Regions from separate parts of the Homo sapiens genome. Here region 2 is linked to region 1. The links are chromatin contacts, found by Hi-C or POLR2A ChIA-PET in ENCODE. All regions are on one chromosome and are shown on one strand. The core of a region is the stretch at or near the end of the contact, and the rest is flanking DNA. Distances in the headings are between cores, read along the strand shown.

The links. Hi-C counts contacts between places; a loop is a spot of excess contacts on that map. ChIA-PET counts read pairs that join two places held with the same protein, here RNA polymerase II (POLR2A). Pooled maps may share reads with other maps.
Region 2: a loop to region 1 is called in a map of endothelial cell of umbilical vein, with 5 times the contacts of the local background. The contact joins the enhancer-like site here to the promoter of HAGLROS in region 1. A Hi-C loop is called at or near these places in 1 of 168 maps with a recorded cell type or tissue (endothelial cell of umbilical vein) and 7 of 50 pooled maps. POLR2A ChIA-PET finds 5 or more read pairs at or near these places in 1 of 52 experiments (AG04449).

What each region holds. Positions count from the first base shown.
Region 1 is chr2:176,175,540-176,179,720 of GRCh38, forward strand. HAGLROS (HAGLR opposite strand lncRNA) reads left to right here and starts at 2,627. Exons shown (of 2, transcript NR_110457.1): 1 at 2,627-2,714; 2 at 2,886-3,470. It overlaps HAGLR (HOXD antisense growth-associated long non-coding RNA), which reads right to left. Exons shown (of 3, transcript NR_033979.2): 2 at 1,793-1,955; 3 at 1-1,153. RefSeq lists an enhancer at 2,024-2,818.
Region 2 is chr2:176,551,295-176,555,275 of GRCh38, forward strand. No RefSeq gene overlaps it. Among named protein-coding and RNA genes, the nearest start is that of NRAL, 46 kb to the left of the region's middle. RefSeq lists an enhancer at 3,187-3,481. Within about 2 kb of position 2,522, at least 25 of the 41 ENCODE cell types and tissues checked have a DNase peak (open chromatin) inside an H3K27ac peak, as active enhancers do; they include endothelial cell of umbilical vein, where a contact is called at or near this core.

The sequences.
Region 1 (4,181 bases), core at 1,377-3,876:
CTCGTTTGCCCAAGGGGAAGAAATGGCTCTGTCTCAGGCCTTAGCCAGCTCTGCTTTTTTCCTAGAGACTACTTTGGGGAAGGTGGGGATCAGGGAGATTGTGGGTCCTCCTGGGGTCTGAAGAAAGGGGTCAGGGCAGGATCTCAGGCCCATGGCTGAGGGGTGGCAGTCGTCTGGACATTCTAGGTGGTTCTGTCCAGGCAATCAAATATGAATTAAGGCAGGATAGCTGTGAGGCAGCCAGAATGGCCAGCTGCAAAACGGGAGGTGGGGGTGGGGAAGGAGATGCAGACAGTGAGAGCTTTCCCTGCAACCAAGAAAAACTCAGGATCCAGCCAGGAGTTGAAGTGCTGAGACCCAACTGAACTAGCCAGGAAGAATGGGGAAGTGGCAGAAGAAAGGCCTGGAGAGTAGTCCTGGTCACTGGTAAGCAGGTCAGAAAGGGCGATTAAGTACATATTCTGTCTCCTGGCTTTCAGACCTCCACCTTATCCAGGGACCTGACAGAGAAAAATCTGCCTCTGATGGAATCATTAAGTTAACCATCCATTTGTACCATTTCTTTGTACAGGCTTTCAAACGAGAGAGAGGAGAGAATACAGGAGGAGAATGTTTCCCCTTGGTGCAGCCCCAAGCTCCCTATCAGAGACACATCAGCCAAATTAGTTTCCGAGGCTCACAGGCTGCTAACATTGCTGAACAAGATTTTTCGAATTTCTATGTGTTAGGAGTATTAAAAGATAGTGATTACCTATACTAGCAGCCTTTGTCCCTTTTCTCTTCCCTAGTCTGTACCAGCCCACTGGCCCTTGAGTGAAGTGCATCTTCTCAGCCTGCGGACTTGGGAGCTCAGGCTCTCCATCTGTTGAGGTTTTTCATTAGGGAGACTACAGAGGATGTGTGTGGGTGTGTGTTTGAATAACAAAGAAGTAACCCTTCATTCTAATAAAAGTGTTCCTCTGCTTGACCTGGAGGAGCCAGAAGCTTGTTTATACCTTCAGTATTCAAGGGACAGTCACAGGCCTGTTTTGACCTTTTCCTGAGAATTAGCTGAAACTTCCCTCTGAAGTCAAGTAGTGAATCTGTTATAGGTCTAAGGAAGGTCCTCTTCATCTGGGAGTTCTTGGCATTACTTTGGTCCTTCTTTCAGAAACTGAAAGAAAAGAATAGGAAGAACAGAAGTTTGTGAGTAGGCAGGAAGGGACATGGATGACCCCAGTCTTCACAGGACTATGGCCTGATCACTTCGAGGCACTGCAACTTCCCAGAGTATATATGTAGGGCTTGGGTTGAGTGGCCCTGTTCCGACACTTTGGGCACAGGGAGCTGAGACTGGGCTGTCACTAGCCAAGCCCTTACCATCTTTGAGGGCTGGTTCTTAGATCTCTCTTGCAGAAGGCCTGGATAGAAAGGAGAAAGATTGGGTATATTGGGAGGCTGAGACAGGAGAATCGTTTGTACCTGGGAGGCAAGGTTGCAGTGAGCTGAGATCACACCATTGCACTCCAGCCTGGGCATCAAGAGTGAAACTCTATCTCAAAAAAAAAAAAAAAAAAAAAAAAAGATTGGGTACATAAGTCCTCTGCACTTTCTGCACTGGTGATGCTGGAGAGGAAGGACGGTGAATGATAAGAATCATCACAGAGGATGAAATCTTAGTTCTCATTGTTCCCTTCTTTTCTACTCCAGCTACAAATGCCCTTATCTTTGGAGTCCAAGGTTGGGAACAAATGGATTTAAGTACCTGGCCTAAAGCCTATTCCTAAAAACTTCCCTCAGGTTTCACACCTACCTTGGCAAGTTGGAAAGTGCAAAGACAATATAAGGGCCCATTTTCAGGCCAGGTCCAGCATGAAACAGAGTGAACAAAATTAGTTCCACACATTAGGGAAGAGCCAAGTCAGACGAATATCCAATCATTTGCAGTAGTAGAGGCAGGTGAAGGGTCCCCAGATCTGTAAGGCAGGAGTTACTGCATGAGTCTTTCTGTCCTAGATCTTGGGCAAAATGTCCTGATTGGTTCCTATAGCTAGTCTGGATTATTTTAAGGAAAGAATACTACCTGGAGAAATCATAAAAGCTGGGTTTTAACATTAGTAAGGGCCAGAAGAATTTAAATCCTAATTTAAACCAAAATTCATGGAGAGCTCTGGTACAGGCAGTGTTTTTACCTGGGAAGCAGGGCTCAAAACCTGGCCAGGAGGTCTTGTTGGGCCAGGAATGTCCGTGGTTGGTGAGGAGGCTGGGAGAAGGCCTTTTTGATGGCTCCATTGTTCACAGCGCTGCCCTACAAATACCATATCCGTCCCCACCTCCTCTGCAAGGGTCGAGCGGAAGAGTAGGTCTGGTGAGCTGAGCTCTAGGGAGCTGGTACCATCTTCCCTCAATCCCCCTCGGTTACCCCTTGGGGCAGCAACGACGCCATCCCAGCCCCTTCCAGAGAACACACAAAGGAAGCCCCACCCGTCCTTAGACCTGAGGACACGCTCGGGAGCGGGCTGACGTGGACCCCGTTTCAGGGCGCCCCGGGCCCCTGCGGGGAACAATAGCCGCCGCCTCCTGGGCGGTCTGGCGGGCGCGCGGCACAAACGTCCGCGCCGCCACGTGATGCGCGCGCTCGTTCCGCGCTCTCCGCGCCTCAGCGAGCGGCCAGGCTGCGGGCGGGGTGGGCTGGCGCTCCTGATCCACCTGGAACACTTTTGCAAAGACAGACGGTGAGTTAATCACCCTACCGGCTGGCGGCCGCGTCCCCTCTCGCCCGCGAGGAGGACTGGAGAAGGGGCTGGGGTGGAGGTTTTCTCTGTGTGTGTCTAGGGTTGGGGGCAGGAGAGGTTAGTTCTATTAAGAGTTCATCAATCACCCGGTGTGCACTTTTCGCTCGACAGCGGTTCCTCCTACTTCAGAGCAAGTCTGGGCCAGCTGGGATCCGACCAGAAATCGCAAGCGGAGGAGACGCAGTAGCGCAGGCTGAGCGCTAACTGAAGGCGCGACCTGAGCCCGGCGCCTGCTGGGGAGCTGCGCAGCCAGGACAGCGGTCGGCAGCACAGGGCCTGGGCGCAGGGCCCGCCGTCACCACCTCACGTCGGAAGCCAGCACTGCTGCCCGCCAGCCCTGCCGCCTGCCCTCGGACTTCCCAGGGCGCCCAGGGTCCTCCCAACGCGCCTGCACCCACACCCGCCCCTGAGCCACAGTGACCTTGCATTCCCCGCCCCCTGCCACACCTCCTGCGTGCCCGAGTGTCACCCTTAAATACCGCTCTACACCCAGAGAGGGACGAATACACCTCTGAAGACAGGGCAAGACTAATTTCAATGGGTCAGAAGGTTCTTGCAGGCACTGTTTTATTTAAGAGTGCCTATTTACTGGCAGGAGTATTTGTGTGGGAGGAAGTAGGCTAAGACTGCTGTTGAACTTGAAGCTAAACTTGAATGCCATTTAAAATAACAATAAAAATATACTTAAAACACCAATCACAATGATATGACTCACCTCTTTCCAGTGTGGAGGAAACACTCCAGTATTTTTACCTCCGTTCTTTCCGGTGTATTTTAAGAACACCCTAAAGGGATAGACAGTAAGTGTCTGAGGGTAGTCACTAGCATTAGAGCTGTTTACAGCAGGAGGGTTTGGTGGAGTTAGTGGTGAAGCATTTTTATAACCCTTCTGGAGTGGTCATGCTGTTCTCTTTGTAAATCCTAACAAGGTTCCAGCCTAGTTCCCCTTTTACCCTTTTTTGCTGCGGGACTTCAGCTGAGATGTTTCTGAAGTTAGTAAATGTGTTGCCTCAGGCCACAGAAAATAGTCCCTGAAGGAAAGAAAGCCTCAGCTTTGCCCCCTCTTCCTTCAGCCTTCTCTCCCTTCATCCTCTTGGGTGGAAAATTAACTTGCTTTGGAAAAATGTTCTACCATCTTGCTTCAGATAGATATAAGCTGAAGCATTAAGCCTCACACAGTGTCCTGAACTCACTGAGCAATGAAACTACTGGTCCTGCTGTCCTTGGTTCAGTCTGTTCCTCCTCCTTGCCTTTCACCAATTTCTAGTGAACAGCTCCTATACACACTGTGCTGGGCTCTGGGATACAAAGACAAGTCACTGATGGTGTATGCTCTTCAATCTAGTGGGGAAGAGAAATAATCTTAAAACAATATGACAGGTGCTATAACAGAGGTGTGGTCAAAAT
Region 2 (3,981 bases), core at 1,272-3,771, 380 kb after region 1:
TTTCAGTCCATAGCAGAGTCCAATAATATTTCTTAAAAATATGAATATAAAGCACAATCACTAATGAAAAATGACTTGCCTTACATTGACAGTTGTCTATTGTAGTTGGGTTTCATGAATACGGAAGAATTAATTTATTGAAACTTTGTATTCAATCATAATTATCTTAATAAACATTTTGTGTTTATTTTTAATTTTTCCTTTTCTGTCATCATTTCCCAGGTAATAGTGTGGTGTTGGCATCTGGATATGTATGTGGCAAAATAAAAGAGAAAACGTTTTTCAAAAGTTTATCAGAATTTAGGGGAAGTTTGAAAGTTAAGTTTCTTTGGCCACTTGAAGACAGTTTAATTCTAAAGTCCTTTTAATTCTGGTTGTGAACCTTACTTCCTCGTTGTGATGGCTAATTTTATGTGTCAACTTGACTGGGTTAAGGGGTGCCTGGGTAGCTGGTAAAACATTATTTCTGGGTATGTCTGTGAGAGTGTTTCCAGAAGAGATTAGCATTTGAATCAGTAGACTGAGCAAAGAAGATTCACCCTTACCAATATGCGCTGGCATTGTCCCATCTCTTGAGGGCCCAGATAGAAGAAAAAGATGGAGGAAGGATGAATTCCCTCTCTCTCTTTGAGCTGAAACATCCATCTTCTCCTGCCCTTGGACATCAAACTCCTGGTTATGGGGCCTTCAAACTCACACAAGTGCCTCCCATTCCCCATCCCTCAGTGACATCTTAGGACTCAGAATTAATTACAGCACTGGCTTTCCTTGTTTTCCAGCTTGCAGATGGCATATCACGGGTCTTCTGGGTCTGCATAATTTCATGAGCCAATTCCCATCATATATATATATATACACACACTATACATATATCCTACTGGTTTTGTTTCTCTAGAAAGCCCTACCTAATGCACTAGGCAAATCATTGGTAGGGAAATAATCCTGGCTCATTGGAAGTGCAACAGGAATGATAAGTCTGACAGATCATCCCATTGTTCATGCTTAGTGTCTATCCTAAAAGAAATACAATAAGAACCTCCACAAAAACTTTGACTGTACTTTGATACTCGCATTTATTTTCCAGAGTGAATACTTCCTCTGGGTTTATTTCCAGAGGCTGCTTCTTTTTGGGGGGAGGGGGAGGGGCGGTGCAGGTGTAGGGGTAAAGGACATCTACTAATTGTGGCTTCATTCCAACTAAAGAAATTCCTCACATCTATTAATGACAAACTGCAATACTGTTGCTGGACTAGAAAATTATCTGTTAGAGTCAGTACAGCTACCAGGGTTATTAAGGAGCACATTTGTTTTTTTTCCCCCTGAGTCAGTGCCCAAAAGACATTTTATGTAGCCTCAGCTATTTTGAGTACAGTTACACAACTGGCTTGAACTTATTTTGGCAAAATCTTAGTGTGTGTGTCATGGGCAATAAAAAATTCCTGGAAAATATGTGTTTTCATACAAAGTACCATTACTTACACTTTCTGGAAATTAATTTCGTGTAAATCACAATGAATGTTTGATCTATAGTCTCATATAGCTAGTTGACTCTGACCAGAGACTAAGTGGCTATATGAAGAGAAGTTGGTCCAGAGAGATGTCTCAAGGGCTTGCCTGAGGTAGTAGTTGAAGCTGTGAGCCACAAAAGGCATGCCTGTCAAGGGCTGGCCTCACAGCCTAGTTTGCATTCCATCTTTTGGTGTAGTACTTTGTCAGAATGTAGCAAGTAGAGAAATTCTGTTGTGCATACATTTTATGGCTCTCAGTGGTTAGGATCTGAACTTGGTAGACATTTCACAGGGCACAAGATGGTAAAAGATCCATAAGGAGAGCCTGGGTGGTAAGGGTCAGAGCTCTGAGTTCTAGACCTATGTTTGCTGCTGAGTGACTTGGAGGTAGTCTGCCGCTTACAGGCTCTGCGACCGTGGGCAAGCCATTTGACCTCCTCTCTCTCTCTCCATTTTCTCATCTCTAATAGGAATAATATGAGTGCCTGCTTTGTAGCGTTGTTTGAAGATTAAATGAGTTGATGCACAGAAAACACTGAGGATAATACCTGACGTGTAGTTGGCACTCGATGTTCGTTGCTTACCTCTTTTTCTGTTTTTTATTTTTTTAATTTATTACATGATTATCCCACTAACTTGCCTCCAATGATTGTGGTTAAGTATAAACTACTAATCCTGCCCTGAGAAATGTCTCATTTGATGAGACAATGGTTAGAAATGGTCATTTGATGCAATAGTTTATAACATAAGTGAGCAAGGAACTATTTTCAAATATGAAAACTTTTGGGCCATGTATTTCAACTCCTTCCTCCATTTTTTAAAATTCTCCTCTAGATGCTTACAAGGGGGTTAGTACCCCTTGTTTAGGCTCTCTCCTCAAAACTCCCTTCCACTCCAACTCCCTAGTTTTCTTTAACTTTCTCCCCCTTAGGAAAGTGAAAGAATAAGAGCTCCAGCTAGAGACGCTTGATTGAAATAGCACGGGCACACGGCAGCCTCCTCTGCAGGGCTTTGCCAGCGAGCCCCGCCCCGCCTGCAGATCCTGGGTATGCTACTGGGTACGGGAACCGACCCCTGACCGTGAGGCTCGGCATCGGGCCCTGGCTGTTCTGAAGATAAGGACGATCTCCCTCCGGGGTCCAGGCAGCACTGCCCGTCTTGCTATCCTTGGAGTCTGTGCCAAGTACATCAGGAAAATCTCTTTTTCATTGTTTGATTTTCCACGGGCTTTGAAAACGTTCCCATTTCATACAGCCAAGTCCAGAATTAAATTGGACTTCACTGATCTTTGCTGACAAAAAATTCCCATTCCACTTCCTGAGGCTCTTCCGCCTGGATTTGTTTATTGGCCTCATAGATGATGTTTCTGACGTGCGCCCAGAGCTCCTCACTCAGAGCCCCTTCACACACGAGCTGACCCTGCACACTGCTTTGTGATATAAATTATTCATCTGATTTCTTCAGCACTAGGCAGGCATGGCCGAGGAGAGCCTCGCTTTCCCAACGTGGAGTCATTGACGTTTTTCTGTTTTCCCGCGAGGTGGTTAGGGAATGATTAAAATGGACTTGAAGAGTCAATTTCTGTTGGGATTGTGGCTCGGCAGTCAGCAATCTGCTAGGGTGGTCTGAGGGCCAGTCATTACGGAAACACTGCCAAAGCTGTGTCTTCATACTTCTCTCTTTCCTTCCTACCACCCTGCCGTACCTAGAGAGGGAGAATGGCAATGATGTGAGCATTTTATGTTTAAAAACAACAGCAACAACAAACTCAACCCCCCAAATCCCCTGAGCTTGCTTTCAATTCCCCTCCCCCTCCTTATCGCCCACGCCACCATCAACAGTGACACCTAGTGGTCAAATATAAATTAGTCCCTTTATTCTGAATTGACTAGCTTTCTACAGAAAATAAAATTTCCTGTAGAAGCAAATAAAGACTGAGCTTTACTCCTTCCATGAACATAGAGAAAGATGGATTATTCATAATGAGAAGCTAAAATATATTACTTGGGAGAAGAGGCAAGTGCATTTTTTTTCTTAAGAACATATTGGAGCTTTGTATCTTAAAAAATAGTTTCTATAGACGAGTGCTTGGTTTTCCTTTCTTTAATGATGGCCACTTTAATTTTATTATAATTTTAAAAGTTAACAGCTGTTCATCAATGTTTTAAGTTTCAACACCTATAATTGTTATGTTTAAAGTATTTAAAAATGTATGATAGTACAAATCAGTCATTTGCATAATCCGTCTCAAATTCTTGGAACCACATTTACTGGCAAAAAATGGTTTCCACTTTAGTGATGTAGTCTCCAGAAACAGGTGAAAATTTTTATTTTAAGAATTTTTTTTTCGGTAAGTGAGGAAGCAAAAACATTTATATTTTTAATGAAATCTTTTAGTGGTTAAAAAAGAAAAACCTTGAATCTTCTTTTAATTTTTAAATAATTATAGAGTCACAAGAAATTACAAAATAGT